Linked DNA regions of Homo sapiens: region 2 is linked to region 1. A link is a contact called in ENCODE Hi-C or POLR2A ChIA-PET data. All regions are on one chromosome and are shown on one strand. The core of a region is the stretch at or near the end of the contact, and the rest is flanking DNA. Distances in the headings are between cores, read along the strand shown. Region 1 overlaps SLC23A2 (solute carrier family 23 member 2). Region 2 has its middle 55 kb from the start of SLC23A2.

The links. Hi-C counts contacts between places; a loop is a spot of excess contacts on that map. ChIA-PET counts read pairs that join two places held with the same protein, here RNA polymerase II (POLR2A). Pooled maps may share reads with other maps.
Region 2: a loop to region 1 is called in a pooled map, with 3 times the contacts of the local background. The contact joins two enhancer-like sites. A Hi-C loop is called at or near these places in 7 of 50 pooled maps. POLR2A ChIA-PET finds 5 or more read pairs at or near these places in 10 of 52 experiments (CD8-positive, alpha-beta T cell, H1, OCI-LY7 and 7 more).

What each region holds. Positions count from the first base shown.
Region 1 is chr20:4,960,010-4,964,457 of GRCh38, reverse strand. All of the region lies in intron 2 of SLC23A2 (solute carrier family 23 member 2), which reads left to right. Among named protein-coding and RNA genes, the nearest start is that of SLC23A2, 39 kb to the left of the region's middle. Within about 2 kb of position 2,122, at least 7 of the 41 ENCODE cell types and tissues checked have a DNase peak (open chromatin) inside an H3K27ac peak, as active enhancers do; they include CD8-positive, alpha-beta T cell, where a contact is called at or near this core.
Region 2 is chr20:5,054,428-5,058,471 of GRCh38, reverse strand. No RefSeq gene overlaps it. Among named protein-coding and RNA genes, the nearest start is that of SLC23A2, 55 kb to the right of the region's middle. RefSeq lists an enhancer at 1,497-1,546. Within about 2 kb of position 1,576, at least 12 of the 41 ENCODE cell types and tissues checked have a DNase peak (open chromatin) inside an H3K27ac peak, as active enhancers do; they include CD8-positive, alpha-beta T cell, where a contact is called at or near this core.

The DNA.
Region 1 (4,448 bases), core at 873-3,372:
CTTAAGCATTATTTTAATGAACACTCACAAAATGAAAAATTTAAGCCTGTTTTAATTATTTTGCTAGGATAAATTCCTTAAGAGTAAAATTGTTAGGTCAAAGGCTATGTGTATTTTTAGAGCCTTTGATTGGTGATGTTAAATTACCATCTAAAAATGTTATGTCTGGGTGCAGTGGTTCACGCCTATAATCCCAGCACTTTGGGAGGCTGATGTGGGCGGATTGCTTGAGCCCAGGAGTTCAAGACCAGCCAGGGCAACGTGGGGAGACCCCATCTCTACCAAAAATAGAAAAATTAGTATGTGCCTACAATCCCAGCTACTTGGGAGGCTGAGGTGGGAGGATCACCTGAGCCCAGGAAGGTCAAGGCTGCAGTGAGTCATGATTGTGCCACTGCACTCCAGCTTCGGCGACAGAGTGAGACCCTATCTCAAAAAAAAAAAAATAAGTTAATGGCAATTATTACTCCCACTAGCAGTATATCCAAAGTGCTTGCATGTTAACGGGATGTTAAAAATTATTTACTAAATTTACAATTACAATTTGTTGTGTAAATTATAAATGGTACATTTTATTTTATTTCTGCCTTTTTGATTTTTTGCTTTTTTTGAGACAGAGTCTCACTATGTCACCCAGGCTGGAGTGCAGTGGCACGATCTCAGCTCACTGCAACCTCCGCCTTCTGGGTTCAAGTGATTCTGGTGCCTCAGCCTCAGGAGTAGCTGGGACTACAGGTGTGTGCCATCATGCCTGGCTAATTTTTATATTTTTAGTAGAGACGAGTTTTCACCATGTTGGGCAGGCTGGTCTTGAACTCCTGGCCTCAAGTGATCCACCCATCTTGGCCTCCCAAACTGCTGGAATTATAGGCGTGAGCCACCGTGCCTGGTCAGATTTTTTACATTTTTTTTTTTTAATAAGAAAGCTTACATATGGTCATATTCCTATTGGCAACACAGAGAATCATATTAAAGGAGTTATGGCAGCCTTAGGGATTCTTATAGCCATGCAGACTACTTTTAAGTGGCTGTGACTAAGGGGTCCTGAAGCCAGCATGCCAGAGCACCTGCTTTCCTGACTTGGTGGCTTGCTGGATACATCTTTAGGTATATACCCTTCGCTTATTTTCTGCTGATCACAATTTAGGAACTGGATAGACCCAGAAAACGTGGATCCCTGGTTGGCTTCATGAACTTGAGAAAAGCATAACTTTGGATAACGAAGGACATTTGGCATGAATTGTGCTCCTTGCTTTGGGAGAATAGCAAAGAGTGAAGTGAGTGGTTTGGATTTTGGGAGATGTGGAAAGGATTTGCTGAGGAATTGATATTTACATTCTCCAGGTGTTGCAGTATTTCCAGGTAGAGGGAATAGCAGGCTGTGTCCTCCAGCCTTAATTCAACTACCACTGTTAGTTTTGAAGCCTTTTTCCTCTTTGCCATCATCTGGCAACTTTTTTTGAGATAGTCTTGCTCTGTCACCCAGGCTGGAGTGCAGTGGCGTTATCTTGGCTCACTTGCAACCTCCGCCTCCCTGGTTCTAAGCGATTCTCCTGCCTCAGCCCCCTGAGTAGCTGGGATTACAGGTGCATGCCACCACACCCGGCTAATTTTGTATTTTTAGTAGAGATGGGGTTTTACCATGTTGGCAAGGCTGATCTCGAACTCCTGACCTCAGGTGATCCATTGCCTCGACCTCCCAAAGTGCTGGGATTACAGGTGTGAACCACTGCGCCAGGCCATCTAGCAACTTCTTGACCTTTCTTTATGCCCCTTGAATGTTGGCTCCTGGCCTGCCACATTTCTTTCCACTGTGTCTTCTAGCATCATCTCTCAGTCATTGGCTTATCCGGCCACGGGACCTCACTGACCTTTTACCTTTTGCAGGTAGTTTTACTTCCAGTTTATATCAGCTCTCCAAGGCCCAGTCGTCTCCCAGACAGCACTTTGGGATCCTGAGCTGGGAGTGTGTCTACACACCCTGTCCTCCCTAGCTCTCATTCCTCCCCTTCATTGGTCCTGGTGCTCCAGCTCTGTGGTGCTCTCTGGCTTCCTCTTGCCTCCCCAGTCCTTTTTACCTGCTATGGACGCCACAGGAAATCACGTGGCTGCCATCTTACTAACATGGTCTCCTCCCTCTCTGAGCTGTCTCCAGAACTTGTCAAGCTCCCTCAGTGCCCTGGTCTTAACTATTCTGTTTTTTTGGGGCGGGGGTGGTTGAACTCTGCTGGAGAGAAACCAGATAACAAGGTGACTTTCTCTATTTCATATTATGAGTTCTGGGCTCAGCTGGACTTTGATTTTTTTTTTTAAAATAATATCATTTTTCTCATCGTTTTTCTTCTTCCATAGTCACTTCTGTCCAATCCCATTCCCAGCCTTTTTACTCTCAGCCATGACCTCTGCTTCTTAGTTCATTAAGAAAACAAGTGATCAGATAAGCACTCCCCCAACTTCCTGCCCTTCTCTCACCTCATGCTGCCTTGCATAAGGGCAACTGTCTACGTACATCTCTACCCACAGAGGCTATGAGGCAATCACTGCAGATGGTCTGTGTGGAACTGTCCGAACAAATTCCAAAAGTTTTCCTATCAGGGTTATATGAGAACTGCTTTTCGCTCCCTGTGGCTTAGTTAGAGATTCTCTGGCTGAGGGGGATATGTTTGTGTTTTCATAAAAGACAATATTTTAGAAGTGATGTGATACTTGGAGGGGGTTAAATCATCCCCAAAATTAAATCTCCTCCCATCATTAATGGCACAGTCAGGGCTGGAATCTCAGTCATGTGTTCAGTGGCCTGTCCTTATCTGAAATAAAAATACTTTAGATCAAGGGTGTCCAATCTTTTGGCTTCCCTGGGCCACACATAAAATACTCTATCACTAATGATAGCTGATGAGCTTTAAAAAAATCGCAAAAAATCTCAAATGTTTTAAGAAAGTTACGAATTTGTGTTGGGCTGCATTCACAGCTGTCCTGGGCCGAGAGCTGGACAAGCTTGCTTTAGATAGGCCCCACTCTGGGGGATTGGAGATAAAGAGGGCGTAAAATTTATTTGTAATTAAAAAAATAGATAGGCCAGGCGTGGTGGCTCACGCCTGTAATCCCAGCACTTTGGGAGGCCAAGGTGGGCGGATCATGAGGTCAGGGAGATCGAGACCATCCTGGCTAACAAGGTGAAACCCCGTCTCTACTAAAAATACAAAAAATTAGCTGGGCATGGTGACACGTGCCTATAGGGAGAATTGCTTGAACCTGGGAGGTGCAGGTTGCAGTGAGCCAAGATCGTGCCGCCGCACTCCAGCCTGGGCGACAGAGCGAGACTCCGTCTCAAAAAAAAAAAAAAAAGAAAAAGAAAAAAAAAAAAGGATGTGTAATCAGAATGTGCATGAGGACAGGCCAGGCAGGGAGAATAAGCCTCCTTCCTGTCTGGTCCTTGTCCCAGTTTCCATCTCTGGAGGCAGCCACTTTTACCAGTTTTTGTGTGTTCAGACTGTATATCCTTTTAAAGATAGATAGTCTTTGGTTAAACATTTGCTTTTAATTGTGACATTTCAAATATAAAGAAAACTAAAGAATGAAAACTTACCTGCTAGATACCCAGACCTAATAAATCTAAACATGTCATTTTTGCTTCAGGTATTTTGTTTTTGCTTTTTAAGGAAATTGAAACATTTCAGATACCTGGTTTGTCCTCTCTGCTAGCCTCATCTCCCTCTTTCTCTTCTTCCCAGAGGTACCTTTACAGTCCGTGTCTTTACTTTTGTGTTACATGCTTATATATTCACAAACCAACATATAATAATGATTGCGTGATTTAAAACCTTAAATAGTAGATCTTGTGTGTGTGCGTGTGCGCGTGCGCTACAACCTACTTAATCACTCTGGAAAATGTTCCCAAATGTTGGTCCAAGTAGCTAGAGTTCGTTTATTTTAACTACAGTATTTTATTTCATTGATTAAGCATAGCATAACTTAGATATTCTCCTCTTGACATAGCATAATGAACAGAATGACTGTCTTCATCTGGGTGGGTTTCTCTGGGGTGAAGTATGCTAACTGGCCTTGCTGGATCATAGTGCATACACAGTTTCAACCAACTAAATATTAGCAGTGGTTCTCCCAAGTATTTGAACCAATTTTCTTCTCTGTCAACAAGATACAGGAATTCCTGTTTATTCACAGTCTTGCCAATACTTCATATTACTAAACTCTTATTCTAGCCTTATCTGATGAATGTGAAATGATAATTGTGTTTTAATAGAGATAGGCCATGTGGTTTGTGGATATTCACTAGTTGATGTTTACTAGTTAAAGGTGAATGTTGTTTCCAGGTTTTGGCTATTATAAATAAAGCCGCTAGAGGCCAGGTATGATAGCTCACAGTTGTAATCCCAGCACTTTGGGAGGCTGAGGTGGGAGAATCTCTTGAGCTCAGGAGTTTGAGA
Region 2 (4,044 bases), core at 327-2,826, 95 kb before region 1:
AAAGAGGGCAGTAAATAGGAGAGGGACAAAGTAGGCTGGTGGGGCCTACTCAGTCATGAAGGGATTTTTCTTTCCTAGGTCCTCTGCGTCTCCTTCCTCATCTTCCTGAAGACCCTCCTAGTCCAGCCCTGGAGAGAGGATGTAGGACCTGGAGGAGGGTGTACCTATCCAAAGGAGGGATCAGAAATAACAGGGGACGCCAGGCACAGTGGCTCATACCTATAATCCCAGCACTTTGGGAGGCCAAGGGGGACAGATCACTTGAGATCAGGAGTTCGAGACCAGCCTGGCCAACAGAGCGAAACCCTGTCTACTAAAAATACAAAAATTAGTTGAATGTGGTGGTAGGTGCCTGTAGTCCCAGCTACTCAGGAGGCTGAGGCAGGAGAATTGCTTAAACCCAGGAGGCGGAGGTTGCAGTGAGCCGAGATCAGGCCACTGTGCTCCAGCCTGGGTGACAAAGTGAGACTCTGTCTCAAAAAATAAAAAGGAGGGGGGAGGGGGAAAGTGGGGGCATTTCTCAAGGGATGGGCCATGCATGCTTTCTAATAGAAGAGTCAGGCAGGTTGACTTAAAAGATTTAAATAAAAGGCCGGGTGCGGTGGCTCATGCCTGTAATCCCAGCACTTTGGGAGGCTGAGGCGGGCAGATCACTCAGGAGTTCAAGACTAGGCTGGCCAGCCTGGTGAAACCCTGTCTCTACTAAAAATACAAAAAATTAGCTGGGCATGGTGATGCACACCTGTAATCCCAGCTACTCGGGAGGCTGAGGCAGGAGAACTGCTTGAACCTGGGAGGCAGAGGTTGCAGTGAGCCAAGATTGCGCCATTGCACTCCAGCCTGGGCAATAAGAGCAAGACTCCATTTCAAAAAAATAAAATAAAATAAAATAATTAAGTGAATCTGAATATAGGCTTTTTCACATATCCCTGTTAAATTTGATTTTACTTGTTCAGTCCATCATTCTGGATCACAGAGATTGCCCTAAACCCTACTTGGTGTTATCATCTCTCTCTCTTTTTTTTTTTTAGAGACAGTGTCTCACTATGTTGCCCAGGCTGGTCTTAAACAATCCTCCTGCCTTGGCCTCTCAAAGTGCTAGGATTACAGGTGTGAGCCACCGTGCCTAGCCATTATTATCTCACATACTGATTGTTCCTTCAAGCTTAGAGTCATTTACAATTTGATAAACATTTCCTCCATTTTTTTCATTGATAATGCCACTGCAGTCTAGCCTGGGTGACATAGCAAGACCCTGTGTCAAAAAAAAAGATAACAATGTTGTAAGTCAGGCTCCCTAGAAGCAGAGCCTGAGGCGGGGATTCAGCTGCACGTGATGTCTTCGGGGAGTGCTCCCATGAGAAGGAAGTGAGGGAAGCCACATGTGACAGAGGAAGAAGCTGAGCAAAGATGTGGTTTTCATCTAGAATCTAGCCTTAGCATGATCCCACAGAGAGCTCAGAAGTATGAATAGCACCACAGTGTTGGTCTCACCCTGGGGCAAGAGGACCAGCCTTTATACAACAGAGTCACACAGCACTGTTTGCAGGCTGCTGGGGGTGAGTAACCTCCCAGACAAGGCGACCCCTGTTGGCCAAAAATAACTCTCTAGAAAATGGGGCAGTTGTGAGTCATTATCAACCATCACTCCCTGCAGCTGGGGGAAAGATGCACCAGGCAGCTGTATGAGCTTAATTGTGTCCTCCAAAATGTCATATGTGGAAACCCTAACCTCCAGTACCTCAGAATGTGACTCTATTTGGAGACAGAGCCTTTTTTTTGTTGTTGTTTGTTTTGTTTTGTTTTTGAGACGGAGTCTCTCTCTGTCGCCCAGGCTGGAGTGCAGTGGCGCGATGTCGGCTCACCGCAAGCTCCACTTCCCGGGTTCAGGCCATTCTCCTGCCTCAGCCTCCGGAGTAGCTGGGGCTACAGATGCTCGCCATCACGCCCAGCTAATTTTTTGTATTTTTAGTAGAGACGGGGTTTCATCATGTTAGCCAGGATGGTCTCGATCTCCTGACCTCGTGATACACCCACCTCGGCCTCCCAAAGTGCTGGGATTACAGGCATGAGCCACCGCGCCCGGCCGACAGCGCCTTTAAAGAGGTAATTAACTTAAAATGAGGCTGTTAGGTTGGCCCCTAATCCAGTCTGACTGATATCCTTATAAGAAGAGGAATTAGGACACACAGAGAGACACCAGGAATACATATGCACAGAAGAAAGACCATTTGAGGACACAGAGAGACTATGGCCATCTGCAAGCCAAAGAGAGAGACTCAGAAGAAACCCATCCTGCACGTGCCTTGATCTTGGACTTCTAGCCACCAGAGCTATGAGAAAACACATTTCTGTTGTTTAAGCCAAAGCTAGTGGTACTTTTTGGTAGCTTGAGCTGACTGAGACAGCAGATGAACAGGATCTGGATGGCACCAACAACATCCACTACATCTTTTTTTTTTTTTTTTTTTTTTGAGATGGAGTCTCACTCTATCATCCAGGCTGGAGTGCAGTGATGTGATCTCGGCTCACCACAACTTCCACCTCCCAGATCCAACTGATTATCCTGCCTCAGCTTCCCGAGTAGCTGAAATTATAGGTGTGAACCACCATACCCAGCTAATTTTTAGCAGAGACAGGGTTTCACCATGTTGGCCAGGCTGGTCCGATTTTTTTGTATTTTTAGTAGACACGAGGTTTCACCATGTTGGCCAGGCTGGTCTCAAACTCCTGACCTCAGGTGATCTGCCTGCCTTGGCCTCCCAAAGTGCTGGCATTACAGTTGTGAGCCACTGCGTCCAGCCTCCCCTACATCTTCATGTATGCTCTCCACCCAAATCATCTCTCCTTTCCTTCCCCACCTCCTCCCAAAAACAGCTCATTTAAATCTGTCTGCCCTCTCTTCATTGGGAGCTACAGTGCCAATTATAGGAACCAGCTAATTTCCTCTATCAGCTGCCTGCCCCAGACAGGAGCCAACCAGTTTTCCCAGCCTCCTTTCAGCACTTTTGACATCTCAATGAAAACAGTGCAAATGGGCTAGGAATGGTCTTTTGGTTGAAATGAGCCATAAACCATCAAATAATTGCACATGTTTCTATATTTCAGCCCTTAACCCACCATTGATACCCAGTTCTGACTTAGGGGATTTATGTGTCCTTGCCCAGTCTACAAAGAGCTTAAGAATTGTTCCCATGATCTCCATGGAGGGGCAGAGCATCACAAAGGGAAGGAGACAGAGTTGGCTAAACTTTCTGAGATGAGATCTTTAGTTATTAAATCATTAAGGTTAGTTTTCTTTCCAATGTTGGATGTTTCTTGTTGCAACACTAACTCTATTGATCCAGTTTCCACCTAACAGGGGGAATTCTCCAGCCTTCCAGTTGGCTGAACAAGTTTCCAAGGAGTGGACACCAAGTTTGCTAAGTTTAGGGTTGGTAAGTTTGAGTAAGAACTTTGGCTTTTTATCTGGGTGAAATTGGGAGCCATTGGTGAATGTATTAGATTGCTAGGGCTGTCATAACAAAGTATCCCAGACTGGATGGCTTAAACAACAGAAACTAATTTTGTCACCATTCTGGAGGCTTGAAGTCCAAGACCAAGGTGTCAGCAGGGTTGGTTTCTCCTCAGGCCTCTTTCCTTGGCTTGTTGAGATGGCAGTCTTCTTCTATAACTTCACATGGTCTTCCCTTTATGTGTGGTGTCCAATTTTCCTCTTTTTTTTTTTTTTTTTTTTTTTGAGGTGGAGTCTCACTTTGGCTGGAGTGCAGTGGCATGGTCTCGGCTTACAACAACCTCCACCTCCCGGGTTCAAGTAATTCTCCTGCCTCAGCCTCTCGAGTAGCTGGGATTACAGGCACCTACCACCAAGCCCAGCTAATTTTTGTATTTTTAGTAGACACGCGGTTTCACCATGTTGGCCAGGCTGGTCTCGAACTCCTGACCTGAAGTGATCCACCTGCCTCAGCCTCCCAAAGTGCTGAGATTAGAGGTGTGAGCCACTGCATCTGGCTTCTTCTTTTTTGTCACTGCAGCCTCGATCTC